Linked DNA regions of Homo sapiens: region 2 is linked to region 1. A link is a loop called in an ENCODE intact Hi-C map of the cell type or tissue named here. Cell type or tissue: MCF 10A. All regions are shown on one strand.

Region 1 (8,000 bases):
GGGGAGCAAAAAGAGGCAACTCATCTGGCAACCTGCTCCAGACCAAATTCCCGGAGGGGAAAAATCAATGGACACATCTAGGCAAATATGAAGGAAGCTTGGGGCTAGTTGTTTTCTTCACCCTGTAAAACCTAAGGGAGCTGAGAGCCTCCAGAAAAAGATCATGCCCTGTCTGATGGTATAACCACCCAATCTGTTCACCTTGCCCGCTGCCTAGACAGAGCCAATTTACCAAGACAGGGGGATTTCAATAGAGAAAGAGTAATTCATGCAGAGCCAGCTGTGCAGGAGACCAGAGTTTTATTATTACTGAAATTAGTCTCCCTGAGCATTCTGGGATTAGAGTTTTTAAAGATAATTTGGCGAGTAGGGGTAGGGTAAGTGGGGAGTGCCGTTTGATCAGGTAGGAGATGGAATCATAGCGGATCAAAGTGAGTTTCTCTTGCCGTCCTCTGCTCCTGGATAGATGTGGCAGAACTGGTCGAGCCAGATTACCAGTCTGGGTGGTGTCAGCTGATCCATCAAGTGCAGGGTCTGCAAAATATCTCAAGCACTGATCTTTGGTTTTACAGTAGTGATGTTATCTCCAGGAGCAATGTGGGGAGGTTCAGACTCTTGGAGCCAGAGGCTGCATGACTCCTAAACTGTAATTTCTAAACTTGTAGCTAATTTGTCAGTCCTGCAAAGGCAGACTGGTCCCCAGGCAAGAAGGGGGTCTTTTCAGAAAAGGGCTGTTATTAATTTTGTTTTAAAGTCAAACCATGAACTGAATTTCTTCTTAAAGTTAGTTTGGCCTATGCCCAGGAATGAACAAGGACAGCTTAAAGGTTAGAAGCAAGATGGAGTTGCTTAGGTCTAATTTCTTTCACTGTCATAATTTCTTCAGTTGTAATTTTGCAAAGGTGGTTTCAATAAGAAGAAAGACAGGTGGATGAACCTGAAATACCGCTCCTAGTCCCTCACTTCTGAGCAGAGTGTGCTGTGGATCCAGACACTGGTGTGTTCCCTGGGAAGGGGCAAAGAGGTGCTGAGATTACCAGCAGGCTCCCTGAGGCCTGGGCTGGAGAGATGTCAAGGACTGCAAAATTGTGGGCAAATGGCAGGACTTCAGCTATGGGTGCCATCGTGATATCCAACACCACAAGGTACAACTAATCAGTAGCGCTTCAAAGGACACCAGACCTGGAGCAGGAACCAGGGAGTTCCCAAAAGGACTGACGCCCACCCATGTGGAGTAGAGGTCCCTCAATTCCCTGTCCCCAAGAGGCCCCTTGAACGGGGGAAAGAAATTTGAAGATGGAACATTGACCTGAATGAGACTGTGTGGATTGAAATGGAATGAAATAATGTGAATTGGCACGTGTGTCACCCTGCTCACCTTGGCATGTGTGTCACCCTGCTCACCACCCGTGCCATAGGGTCCTCATGACCAGAGTTAGGCCTGTCAAGCTAAATAACAAACAGAAAGAGACCCTTCAAAGATAATAAGCTTATTTGGGTGTGCACAGAAGATTTGCAAATCTGGGATATGCAGGCTTTGGAGACCGTAGGCACATCCAAAGTGGCTGAGGCAGGGGGAAGTGTTTAAAGGCAAAAGGGAGAAGTATACATCATTTGTTTTCAAACAGAGAATGTTGGTTACAGGGGATCATCACAGGAGTTGACACTGGTTCATTCGTGGAGACAGTGTGTCAGGCAAGTGTTCTTGTGCATTCTGCTTGCTGTCCTTGTGACTCATGTAGCAAGCTGCACTTTAGGAAGTTCTTGGCAGAAGTTCTTGTTACAGGCGTATGTGCATGAGAGTCCTTCAGAAAGTCTTTGTAACAGCGTATGTCCACCGGGGCCTGTCGGGGGGTGGGGGGCTGGGTGGGGGATAGCATTAGGAGAAATACCTAATATAAATGACGAGTTGATGGGTGAAGCAAGCCAACATGGCACATGTATACCTATGCATCAAACCTGCACGTTGTGCACATGTACCCTAGAACTTAAAGTATAAAAAAAAACCAACAAAAGTGGATGTCAGCAACTTCATGTTAAACATCTGTGTTACATTTCCATAGTAGAATGCCTAACATATACATTATAAACCATCATGAATCAAAACTGTAAAAAATAAAAACTTACAAAAAAAATAATGTGTGTCAACTTGACTAGGCAAGGGTGTGCAGTTGTCTGGTTAAACACTAGTCTAGGCATTGCCATGAAGATATTTTGTAGATGTGGTTAACATCTTTAAGCAGTTGACGCTAAGTAAAGCAGGCTACCCTTGATAATGTCGATAGGTCTTATCCAATCAGTTAAAGGTCTTAAGAACAAAGACGAAGGTTTCCCAGAGTAGAAGGAATTTACCTCCAGGCTGAAACATAGGTGTCTTTCCTGAGTTCCAGCCTGCTAGCCTGCCCTACAAATTTCAGACTCAAGACTACAACAATAACTCTTGCCTGAGTTTCTAACTTGGCATCCTGCCTTACAGATTTCAGATTTATCATCCCTCACAATTGTGTAAGCCAATTCTCTTTCTTTCTCTCTCTCTCTCTCTCTCTGTGTGTGTATGTGTGTGTGTGTGTATGTGTGTATGTGGGTTCTGTTTCTCTGGAGAGCCCTGATTGATACACTTGGCAGTATCTATCAAGTTGCAAACTCACATACCCTTCGAACTAGGAATTCTACACTAGGAATTCCACCCTCAGATGTACTCATGCATAAGTGAAATTATGCATACACAAGATTCTGTAGTACTGAAGAAATAATTAAATGCCCTTTACTGAAGTATTTAAAAATTATGGTATACACATAGCTAGAATAATTTGCAACCATAAACAAAAAAAAGCTTCCTGTATTCTTTTATAGAATCTCATCCAAGATAATATTAAGTGAAACCAAGATACAGAATTGAGTATATGGATACTACCATTCATATAGAAGGAGGAAGGAGCAAGGGTATTGTATACACAACACACACACACATACACACGTATTCTCTGGAAGAATACATAAGGAATTGGTAATATTGGGTAATATTGATTCTGGAGAATAAGAATATATTTTTGTAACTTTAGAGCTTGGTACCATATATCATGAAAACAAATCAATTGTGAGTGGAATTAAAAGGCACACCACATAACATTTATAAGGAAAGGATGCAGAATCCTGGGTGGCTGCTCACATTACAATGAGTCTTCCTCAGTAGTGCTCTCAGGTTTGTGATTGTTCTGCCCCCTAGAGGCGGCTTTGAGAAGTGCTTGAGATGAACGTCTCTGTGACTCCCTCATCAGCAGGCTCAGCTTAGCCTAGGAGCACAGGCCTGAAGTGGGTGCTCACAGGATGGTTTTCCTCTGCCTACTTGCCTTCATTTCATCTGGCAACAGTGGTTCCGGTAATGTTGGCAGTCAGTGGCTATCACGGTGGGAAGAATCAGAACTTGAATAAACCACAGCGCTACTATGATCCCGTTCTTAGTGGCAGAATCACACACAATAAAAGAGAATTTGAGGTCTTCAATCACTAATGAAATACCAAGACCTCTTTATTACTCAATTTGGGTCAAAAAATATCAGCTAGAAAAGGAAGTTGGGAATGATTATTCACGTTTATGAGTGTAGCCTCTGACATATAAATGAATTACATACTAATCATGAGGTTGGATTTTAAATCTTGGCATACTCAAAATGTACAGAAAAGACATGTTTTCACTGCAGGCTGCAGCTGAATAATGAAATATGAAAACTACATTTTTGAACTATTTAATTTTTTGAAATTTAAACATATAATTTAGCAATATAGCATACATATTTCCACCATCACACAATGTTAATGTTTTTCTTATTGGCTTCTAATTTCTTTTTTAATTATTGTTTTATAATAGATCCCTTTTATTGAAAGCTCACTGTTTGCAAAGCAGTCTACATTCATTATCCCATGAAATCCTCAAACAACCCTAAAAGGTAGGTGTCAGTACCACCGCACTTTGTGATTGTACCAGACAATCAGTAATAAGATAGGTAAGAATGGCTATGGGGGAAGTCAGCTGGGTTCTAGTTATAGTCGCATTTCAGAAAATTATTTAACATGCTGACTTTAACAACCTAAGCGTCTTCTCCCTGTGTGCACACAGGGTAGACCTCTGAAGAGTGGCGCTGTAGCTTCTAGGGTAAAGGCTGTGTTAAGTCAAGGCAGGATGACAGTTCAGCTTCCTCCCAGGCTAGTGCAAAGAGCTATTCACTAGGATTAAAGGCCTTCTCTCTCCCAGACTGAATTGCTCACCCCCCAAAACCCCTCCTACAGAAAATTTGGAGTCCTCGTTTATTCCCCGGCAGCCCCTGCCTAATAGGGTGGTGAATTAATTACCAAACATGCAACAAAGGATATCAAAGGTTTGGCGAAAATGGCAACATTTTGGAATAAATGACCGTAATGTGTGCTCTGCCTGCCACCCTAACTGGCGCACATTTTGCAGGTCAGTTGCTTTCCCTATGGCCAAGAGGAGGAAAAGCATCTCTCGGATTTCAGCTTGGAGGAGGAAGAGTTCAGGCTGCCAGAACTGGACTGGCACTTCTGAATATCCCGAGGCAAGGTCCCATAACTTCCTTGGGAAGCTCTGCCGCACCTCCAACCCACCCCACCCCACCCCACCCCACCAGGCTGCTGGAGTCTTGGGACCGCAGACCCCGCGGCCCAAATTCTTCCTCGCAGAGGGGAGGGGAGGGGTGTTCCGGCCGGGCAGGGCGGAAGGGAGGTTTGGGCTGGATTGTGGGATAAGATTGCCCTGGTGACGCGGAGCGGATCTGGACCCGAGCCTAATAAAGGCTGCGTAAATAAAGGTGTAGTTAATAAAGGACGGGATGGGGCGCGCGGTTGCCAGGGGCGCCAGCGTCTCGGGGCTGCCCTAATGGCTCCTGCTCAGTGCGCGGCGCCAGCGCTTGTCTTGTCCCGGCTGCGTCTCTGGGCCCCACGGGCCCCTCCTCACATGGCAACTATTGTGGCTACTAGTCCAGGCGGCTTAGCCTCTGGAGTGGGTCCAGGACCCGCTCCAGCTGACCTCTGACTCCCTGGGGCCAACTTAGCCCTGGTCTTCCCGCTCCTCCGATCTCCCACGCGAATCGCCGCCATGAGCTAACTCCCCACCCCCGGGCAGACCCGGGAGAGCTTTGATTACCTGGGGTCTTCTGCTTCCTCCCAGACGTCAGCTCCGCTTCAGGAATCGACTGAGACTTTGGCTCAGAGTTTGGTTCCATTCTTGGACACGGATTCAGCTGGAGAGCTGCCCCGGGGCCAGAGCAGTTCGCTGCTGCACACTGGGATCTGAATGACAAGCTGACTCGGCACAGAAGTCTCCCAGAGGTGGTTGCAATGCTAGACTGGGATCAGAACCAGGCCCTAGCTCGGCCTCTTTGCCTCAAAAGTAAGTTTCTAACTGTAGATCTAGATCAGGCTGCAGATCATCAGGCATATGAAATACTTGTTCCACCTCTAGATAGAAATCAAAAGCAAGGAACTTTACTGTTTCGCCCAAGAACCGGAAGAAAGATCTAGCTCAGCATCAAAGGCTTGCCAAGGTTGTTGTTGGAACTCCATACCGATTTGTATCAAAACCTCAGCGTCAGAAACAAACTCTGCAGAATGGGTATTTAGATTCAAGTATGGATATACTGTATCTGGGCAGCCTGCCTCCAGAACTCCAGGTGAGCTCAGATGAGCCTCCAGGGCCTCCTGAGCAAGCTGGACTTTCTCAGTTCCATCTAGAGCCTGAAACTCAAAATCCAGAAACCACTGAAGAGATCCAGTCCTCTACTCCAGCAAGAAGCTGCAGCGCAGCTTCCACAGCTCCCTGAGGTGGTAGAACTTTCTTCAACCAAAGCTGGAGGCCCCAGCTCTGCCTTCACAGTCCCTTGAGGGGGTCCACTCTTCAACAGAGCAGAAGGCTCCAGCACAGCAGCTACCTGCCTTTGAAGAGATCCTAGCCCCACTATTGATACATCATGAGGTAAATGTTCCATTGAAAAGTTGGAGTGAAGTTCAGCACTCACACTTGCCCAGTGTCACAATCAAACCTGTGGACGTGGAGCTTACGGTAACTCCAGAGCCAGGTAAGAAACTTACAACAAGCCAGGAACAGGCCCCAGCTCAGCCTCCAGAACACTCCAAAGAGGTGGGCTCTTCCTCAACCCAATTATAGCCCCCAGCTCAGACTCCAGACCCCCCTAAGGAGGTAGAACCTTCTCCAGTCCAGCAGAGTTCCCAGATGAGCCACCAGAGCCCCCTAAGGAGGTTGAACCATCTGCAACCCAGCAGGAAGCCTCAGGTCATCCTCCGAAGTCCACTGAAGAGGTCAGTCCTCCACTGCAGCAGGAGATACCAGCTCAGCCATCAGAGCCACCTGAGAAGGTCAAACCATCTCCAGTCATAAAGCAGCCCCCAACTCAGCTTTTAGAGCCACATTCAAAGTAATTAACTGGTATTATCTGTCCAAGAGATTGGATGGATAGGAAGTTAAACTTCTGGGAGATGCCTCATTATTTGTACCAGTGGCTCCACATTATTTCTTGATTAATTGTGCAGACTGAGAAGCTGACAGCTAGTTTTTCCAATTCAAGAGTCATCATGGGGATGTTCTCAATTGTTGTTAGTGGGACTTGTGTTGTTTCCATGTCGAGATATTGTAATGCCGGTAATTTAAACAGATAATAATCTCCAATAGTTGTCAGAGGATTGTGATTGAGAATTGTTAGTGGTGAAGGTTCGAGATAGAAGCTCTTCTTGCTGTCCCTCCTGCTGCTCCCTTGCATAGCACCAGTGCTGGAAGTTTCTGAGAGCAGTCTGCAGGTGCTGAACATCATACTTAAACTGGTCAACCCGAAGTTTGGCATTCTGCCTTTTATTAGGGGGCTCCTTGCTGGACAAAATCTCCCGATGTTCTAGATGGCTGAATATCTGGTCTGTGCTTGCTTGGATTTCACCTTCTACTAAGTGCACAGACTGCTTGTCTGCCGTCTCCAGGTGTCCCATGTGAGAATGTATCTCATGGACCTGCTTGTGCGTTTGCTGGTTCAGGGGCTCCATGTCACCGGCCCAGCTGGCCCCAACTCCAGCTCTGGCTTCCTTGGAATATGTCCTCGCAGCCCTGCTTCTAATTTATTTTTTTTAATTAAGATGCATTGGTTTTTTGCTGATCAAAAATTCTGACATATGGCCGGGCGTGGTGGCTCACGCCTGTAATCCCAGCACTTTGGGAGGCCGAGATGGGCGGATCACGAGGTCAGGAGATTGAGACCATCCTGGCTAACACGGTGAAACCCCATCTCTACTAAAAATACAAAAAATCAGCCGGGCATGTTGGCGGGCGTCTGTAGTCCCAGCTACTCGGGAGGCTGAGGCAGGAGAATGGCGTGAACCCGGGAGGCGGAGGTTGCAGTGAGCGAGATCGCACCACTGCACTCCAGCCTGGGCGACAGAGCGAGACTCCGTCTCAAAAAAAAAAAAAAAAAAAATTCTGACATATTACTGACAATTTCAAAAACAGGAAAAGTCTGACAGTATTAGTAGGGTTGACTAAAACAATATGAAATTGACTAAAATAAGTGGACTGTTTTGCAATTAAAAAATTTTAAGTCAATGCAAATATTTATAACTTTTAAGTCTCCTCTAAAAGATAACCAAAGAGCTTATTTAATCCTGTTTTAAATGATGTTAAATTCTTTGCAGATTATTACATAGGATATATTTTAGTAATGATTTAAAGGAGGAAGAAGCAGCCTATTTTATGTTCATTGTAAGTGTTTCTAATAATCATCATTGAATGGTATTAAGTAGCCAGGAGCAGAGATATTGGGGTTATGGTGCTCTGTAAATCAAGTTAATGACATGCCCTTTGATTTTCCAGAACATAAACTCTCATTGCTAATACCCTTCCCTCTGACCATTGTTGTTCATCAAAGTTCTTTCCTAGATGTTGTGTCCTCTACAAACTGTCAGTGATGGTTGTTGCATTCCCCTGGTTC
Region 2 (8,000 bases), 750 kb before region 1:
CGGGAGTTAGACAACACCTAGTTCACATCCCACTTCTATTTGTCATCAGGGCAACTTTCAGCAAATTTCTAAACCCCACTGTTCTCATCGATAGTGGAAAGACTTTTATCCACAGTAATAGAAAGTAAAATGAACTATTTTGACATCGTTTTTAATTTTGAGAGTAAAAAATTTTGAGTTTTCTCAACTACTCTTCTAAGAGGTGTGTCTGCTGTGACTTTCTTATCTAAAGAAGGCACTACTAATCAGTTTATGGAAGCTCTCAGAGGTGGAACTTGGAGGACTTAAAAACCTAATCTATACTGAAAGGAGTAACTGATGTAACATAGCATTTTGTTACACTTATTTATCAAATATAACAAATATTTACTGAGTACTTTCTGCATATTAGGCACTGCGGAAGATATTAAATTAGTCCTTGCCGTTAAAACATTAATATAGGTGGATAAAAAGGCATGCATTCACTCTTGGGTGCAATGTACACTATTTGGGTGATGGATACACTAAAAACCCCATATCACCACTGTGAAATATATCCATGTAACACAGCTACCCTCATACCCCTAAATCTATACACTTAAAAAGCCAATGCATGTAATAATTATACCTCATATTTAATACTTTATGCCAGATGATGCCTATATTGCATTAACTCTCATATCCACTCTAGAAGGTATTCATGATTAAAATCTTTGTACTGTAGATTTTTCATAATTTGAAGAGTGAAGTTTCATAGTCCGCTCAAAGGTGCCCAGCTAACAGGTGAGAGAAGTAGGATTCAAGCCAGGTGTTGTCTAACTCCCAAGACCCCACTCTTAGTGGCTCTCTACCAACTCTTTACAATCAAGGGATGATAGCTAAATGTCACCTGAGAGATGCACACCATTGATGGTGTAATAATCCTCCAATCTGACAGTCAGGCAAGAGCTAATTAGCTTCAGATAAAAACTGTCAGTCTTTTGATGCTGCAAATTCAGATATTTGGACACATCTGGTTAATTCACAGAACTTCTACTTTTCATCCAGATGGCTTGTCATCATAAATGTCATAATATAAACACAACCAAACTTGAACTGCTCAAGCTTTCCTAAATGAACCTCAAAGCACTCATTGCTCTTTCAGAAGTAAAATGTTGATTTTGATATGCTATCATCATCTTTTGTGTGGTGCCCCATAATTAAAAACTTTTGATGCTTCATTTCAGGACTACCAAGCTGGAAAATAGAAAGCTGTATTGATGAGAAATGTGGAAGTTTCTTTCTAAAAAATGGAGACAAGTGAGAAATATCACTGGTGTTACAGTCACCTCTGTAGAGTGGAGCTTCTGTTGATTCAAAGAATGCTGGCCTGCTCTAAGGAGAGTAAGACGGAAAGAGACCCAGACCCCAGTGATGGCAAAACATAACCTTCATAGGAGTAGTAGCAATGAAGTCTGTCCACTAGGTAAATCACAAGACAGAAAAGCTGTAAGATATTTTTAGCTGTTTTAGTGCCTGTGCCTTTCCGTAAAAATCTTAGTATTAATATAAGTTTGTCTATGTCTACACACACACACACACACACACACACACACAAACACAGATGCATGCATATGTGAGAACTGGAATTTGGATAGGAATTGCATTAAATCTATTGATTTGCTTTGAAAACTACCAAGTAAAACAACTTCAGTTATCAGTAAATACCGGTACTTAAGCAACACATACCCACTAACAAATACAGGTATCTGGAGAATGTGTTCCTATTCAGATACTCCACAGATTATATAAGGGTGAGCTCAGGCTTTGTCTCAGGAGTAAGACTGTATCATGATGTCATGTGTAAAGTATTCAGTAACCAATACGTTTTGTTTCCAGGTAGACAGCAATGATATGTAAACAAAATGAGTTTTGTCACTCTTTTTCAGATACCCTTTTTTTTTTTTTTTTTTTTTTTTTTGATACAGAGTCTCAATCTGTCGCCCAGGCTGGAGTGCAGTGGCACGATCTCGGCTCACTGCAACCTCTGCCTCCCAGGTTCAAGCAATTCTCCTGCCTCAGCCTCCCAAGCAGAGTAGCTGGAACTACAAGTGCGCACCACCATGCCTGGCTATTTTTTTTATTTTTGGTAGAGACGGGGTTTCACCATGTTGGCCAGGCTAGTCTCAAACTCCTGACATCGGTGATCTGCCTGCCTTGGCCTCCCAAAATGCTGGAATTACAAGCATCAGCCACTGCACCCGGCCTCAGATACCCTTTTAAGAATTGTAGGCCATACATCTCATGGAAATTGAATGGTAATACCTGCCTGCATTCATACTCTTGTAGAGCTAAGACCAGCATGACTTTTTCTGTCCTCTTACTTCTTTGGAGAGGAAACCGACATCTCAGCTAATAGTCATTTATTTTACACTGATGAATTTTAAGCTTTTATCCAAATTCATCATAATTAGAATCAGATAATAGAGTTCTGTGTGAGGCACCAGTAGCGTCCTTTAGAAAATCAAGCGGATTGTAATTAAGAATTGATGTGATACTTGGCAGAACCACAGAGTCTTCTGGGTCACTTTCTGCATGTTCTCTGTGAAGAGCCTTCACAGGAAGCAGCTGGAGCTCCAAAAGGACATTTGACTGGTAAATTGACTTGATTGATTCAAATTTGATTACATACTGGAAACACATTTAGTTCAAGTTAAGCACATTAATATCTAGCAGTTAGAATAAAGACCCAATTCCTTCTTTGTTATTCATTAATAAAACTTAATTACTTCAACAAAACATTAATGAAGAAAAAATATTGGCTTGCATAATTCATTTGGAAAAATTAATTAATTATTTTATTAAGGGCAGCCTGTTCCACAAAGTAATTACTGAGGCTTTGATGGAGAATTGCTTTATGTTATTTACTTAGTAAGTGGTTGTTTACCTTTTTCATCTGTTATGTATATAACTTTTTCCTCCTAGAGGGAAATTAAATATAACCTGAAGTCATGATGGTAACTATGTACTTATAATTGATAAGATGACTGCATTTTAATATGATGTTTACTAAATTCAACCTGTATTCCAAAGATAGAAGGCTTATTTAGTGGCAATATTCTTCCCAGCTAGATTTTCAACACAGTAGTATTTAACAAATAATGTCCTCATTTAGTAGGTAACTAGAAGTTATAAATGAGGGAAAATAAACTTTAGCGGGTTTGTATCTCAGCTTTCCTTTCAATCAGACAAAGCCATGGTTTGTTAATACTTTAACATAAAAGTGCCAGGAATAAGTATTTCATATGAAAATTATAATAATTAACGTTTTCTGAAATGTAATATCCAGGGCTGTATGAATGAGTAATTAAACATAAAACTGAATCAATAGTTCAGAATCCTTTCTTTCAACTTATTTCCTTTATGAGTTTGAGCTACACGCTAAACCTCATCATAGCTATGTAAAATAGAACTATCAACAGAAAACTTCCTGGTATATACTAATGACTTTAATTGGTTTCACAATTAATACAATGACCAATATTAATATTATTTAAGTTAATTGTTAACATAGTGTTTTAAAATTACTTTTTCATTAAATGCAACTGTGAAAGAGCGAGTCATTTGTTTTAAATTATAAATAGGTGATGAGAAGCTATCCTTCTTTTAGAAGCTAATTCATTATCTGCTGTGAATAAGTGAAAGTATTTCTACATTGCATTGCCTAAAAGAGACTTTCATTCCATTACAGGGTAGATTATTCTGCAGGTAATAGCAAGAACACTTGCATAATAGCAGCATGTTTCATTAAGATAAAAAAAGATAAACCCTGCAGTAGTGGCATTCCAAAATAAATCAGCCCAGCCCTGCGCTGATCAGCATTCGCTTTTTCATTACTATGTGGATATGATGGATATTTTTCAAAGCTTAGTTTAGACAAACTGTTCAGAAAGGAATGAGTTCTCCTGATCAAATGAAAATTAAGGTGAAAATAAATGTCCTTCCTCCCTCCCGCCATGGAAATATGTAAGAATAAGAGACAATTATTTCTCAGAACTGTTAAGTCCTCTCAGGATTTTTCTCCTTCATACATTATGCAGCAACTATTTCAAACTCAGCCTATCTCTGAGGGGTGGAAGATAGAGAAAAATAAATGAAAGAATGCCCGTGAATGTCATTCTTTCTAGAGACAGAAGGCACATATCTGCTTGAGTCTCTTTTTTCTATTATGCCACAGAAGCAGATGGCTCAAACCATTTTTTTAAACATTGGATTTCTCCACTTTATTCATTTCTCAGGTAACCACAGGATGGCAGCATAGGACGATAAATCAAAATTGATTGCTTAATTCAAAAACATCCACCAGCGGTTATTAATCAGACTTCAATCCTTTCCTGCCTAACACATGGAAATGGTGGCAAATTCATTCATGGGGAAAGTGTGTGTGATATTTAGTTCTCCCCGTGTGTGTGGTTGCAATGACACCTCACCAAGAAATTTCTCAATTTTAATCCAGTAAGACGGGCATGACAGAATCTGTCTTTCATGCTGTAGTATCCTGTAGCCTCACAGTTTTATCAATCTGAACACGATTTGTAGTGAGAAATATTATAGCTTTAGAGAAGATGTAAAAGATCTATCCATGACAGCCTTACAGCTTCTTTTTTTAGGAATACCCAGTTTCTCGTCTCTGCTCCCATTTCCTTCATTTATAATGATAAAATTAAAATGTGCAAAAATCCATTCTGATTATATCAAGTTATTTCGGCTCATTAATATAGGATTTTTTATTTCCCCATTATTCACTGCAGAACAGGATATAATTTATTTCAAAGCTGGATGAACTATCCAATTAATTTTAGGTACTTTTCAAAGTTTAAAAATTACAATCTTCTCAAAAATTACTTTGGATTTGAAATATCCATATTCCATATACTTTTTTAACTTTATGCGTATTTCCTGTTTCTTCATGTGGCTACAAATACTTCAAATGTTATTATCTGTCATGCTTAAAAATCCTCACTTAGAACAGTACTTGACCTAAAAAATGTTCCGTATGGAAATGTTTTATAAAGAGTTCCATTTGGGACGTTCTACACATTCTTCCTTTTGAAGAGAAGGGATATAGACATTAGTATCAGCCTTTTAAACCCTGCTATTAATATATGCTAATTTAGAGGATATAAACCAAAATGTTACTATTATTTTTCAGGATCCATAATATCTCACAACAGACATGTTGACATCACAAATACTGAACTTTCAATCTACTTTGTTGTCCACTCAGAATATTTGTTAACCAAAAAACCCCCAAAAAATCCAAAATTCCTGAAAGAATTTTTAACTCTATTTTTAAAGTTTCTCATATATTTTAACTGATGTGAATCATTCCATTTATTTTTAAACAATTTTTGTGAAGATTGTACACCATATAACTTTGACCTAACCATGAAAATGATTGAATTTATCAATATATATTGCCATCTAGTGGCCATTTCTTAAATCACATTTTGGATCTGAAAACGGAGTGGACATTTGCCTCAAAAGTGCCACACTGCAGTGATTACATCCAGAAAGATAATTTTAGAGTAATCTCTGAACTCAAACTAACTTATTATAATTTCATTAAGATAACAGTTCAATTTGTTAGGACCACTTTCTTTAGGAAATCTATTTGATTTTCATTTCCTTTATCCATCTTTTCAAAATTTACTGCATACATCTTAAGGGTAAATAATAATTAACCACTGCTTCTAAGAGGTCTAATGTTAGACTGCCTTTGAACTGCCTACCCATATACATTCCCACTTGGCTGTTTACATGCAATTTAATTTATAAATGTTCTAATCATTTCAATTTGATGATAGTCATACTGCCTTTTACAAGAAATAATAGTTGTAATATCAGCTAATTGCGACTAACTAGAACTAAGCTGGTGGTCAGTTCCAAAAGTGATAAAATATTCCTACTTTAAGCCCTAAATATAGTTACTGTTTCATTAATTTAAAAAATACTTTTTTAAAAGCTATTTGGTGTCCTGTATGCTAGTAAGTAGAAATAAATGATAAACAAGTTTCATTTAACTTCTGCTTCATGGGGCATCTATGGGAAAAAATAAATGGTAAACACATAATTATATGCAGAAATACTTCATTGGAGTATGAGAATCATCTCTATTCATTCAGATACCACCCTCCTTTAACATACTAGGGAAGAGAAGCTTTCACATGTCTACCCACTTCTGCACCAGCAGCTGCTTCTCCAAGTCTATTCCCTGCTGGTCACTGCATAAATCACCCACCACCACCCAATACGGTGTTGCTGCCCCACGAAGAACTCAGTAAATGTGGGAGAATGCACTTTACTGCCTTCCTCCTTTGTGTCTCAAGATTCCAAACCAAAAGACCACAAGGGCACGTAAGATAGTACTAAGTGTTTGGGGGATAAAGAAAAAGGAGTTACAACCTAGAGGAGAAAACTGCATGTTAACCATGATCATTACCATAGTAATAAAAAAACGTTGCCAAGAGTTACATTCTTCAGAGCAGACACCTCTGGATGCACCTCAATTCCTAGCAGTTCCTCCCTGTCCTTGGATCCACGTTTCTCTAAGAAAACTCCTGACTTTTCAAATCTTCCCATAGCAGTCGAGACTGTCCCCCTGGGAGGTATTCAAAGATGCTTCCTTCTTCCTAGTTATTCATCCAGCTGGTAACTATTGAACCCAACAAGCAGATGCATCACACATACATAAACCACACACACACACACACACACACACACACACACACACACACATTATTTTCAAGGGCATAAAGCTTAAATTGACAATAAGAAAAAGACATATTTTCCTAAAACAACCCCTTCCATTGCTCATAGAGGCAGCATCCTTCGTCTCCCAAAGAATAGTGGTGGTTTCCGTTTGTTACTTTTCCTTTTTCTTTTTTTCTTTTTGAGACGAAGTCTTGCCCTGTCGCCCAGGCTGGAGTGCAATGGCGCGATCTCGGCTCACTGCAACCTCCGCCTCCCAGGTTCAAACGATCTCCTGCCTCAGCCTCCTGAGTAGCTGAGATTACAGGTGCCTACCACCACACCCAGCTAATGTTTTGTATTTTTAGTAGAGATGGGGTTTCACCATGTTGGCAAGGGTGGTCTCGAACTCCTGACCTCGTGATCTGCCCACCTCAGCCTCCCAAAGTGCTGGGATTACAGGCATGAGCCACCGAGCCTGGCCTCTTTTTCTTTATTTTTTTAGACAGGGTCTTGCTCTGTGCCCAGGCTGGAATGCAGTGGCACGATCGTAGCTCACTGCAGCTTCTACCTTCTGGGGTCAAACGATCCTCCCACCTCAGCCTCCTGAGTAGCTGAGGTGCTCACAACCACGCCCAACTGGTTTTTTATTTATTATTATTATTTTTTTTTTTTGTAGAAACAGGGACCTGCTATGTTGCCAGGCTAGTCTCAAACCCTTGGCCTCAAGGGATTCTCCTGCCTCAGCCTCCCAAAGTGTTGGGATTACAGGTGTGAGCCACCATGCCTGACCACCTTTTCTTTTTTATAAGCCTATGTTCCAAGGCTTCCTGATATATATAAAACAAATAATAAATTGGGTACATTACAGAGCCATACACCCTTTGACGACTCTCTTAGCTACATAAAGACACAGCAGACATTCTGAAATTAAAATTAATGGGAGGTCTTCCCTTTGCATATAAGGTTAGGTTTATGAACAAGGAATTTTTTATTTTTTTCTTACATAAAAGGGAGTCAGAGTAAGTCTTTTATTCTTCCACTTAGTCTTCTAACCAAGCAACACACCTGGAAGTGAGCGATGGGTAGTGATGGTGATGGTATTGAAGGAAACGGTGGTGAATTTTCTCCAGTTACACAGTTTGAGTAACTGCTCACAGGAAAATAAAACCCAGTATTAAAGGTTTGGAAGACAATAAAGTTAAGATGATTCTTCAACAATTAATACAAATTAGCTTGAATAAAAGACCGTTAAAGAGAATGGGAAGAATTCCAAGTAGAAGAAAAACCGT

The links. Hi-C counts contacts between places; a loop is a spot of excess contacts. Peaks named below come from ENCODE experiments on the same cell type or tissue, not always from the same donor. Only the 100,000 strongest peaks of a DNase experiment are listed, where the experiment ranks them.
Region 2: a loop joins it to region 1, with 7 times the contacts of the local background. A loop is called at or near these places in 8 of 110 quality-filtered maps.

What each region holds. Positions count from the first base shown.
Region 1 is chr18:31,719,336-31,727,335 of GRCh38, forward strand. It overlaps a transcript of B4GALT6 not described here, the pseudogene LRRC37A7P and the pseudogene LOC390846. Among named protein-coding and RNA genes, the nearest start is that of SLC25A52, 38 kb to the right of the region's middle. RefSeq lists enhancers at 4,588-5,787, 5,017-5,116, 5,083-5,582. In MCF 10A, a CTCF peak has its summit at 3,223 (motif pointing left); a DNase peak (open chromatin) is centred at 3,216.
Region 2 is chr18:30,966,116-30,974,115 of GRCh38, forward strand. No RefSeq gene overlaps it. Among named protein-coding and RNA genes, the nearest start is that of DSC3, 73 kb to the right of the region's middle. In MCF 10A, CTCF peaks have their summits at 4,268 (motif pointing right) and 5,443 (motif pointing left); a DNase peak (open chromatin) is centred at 4,296.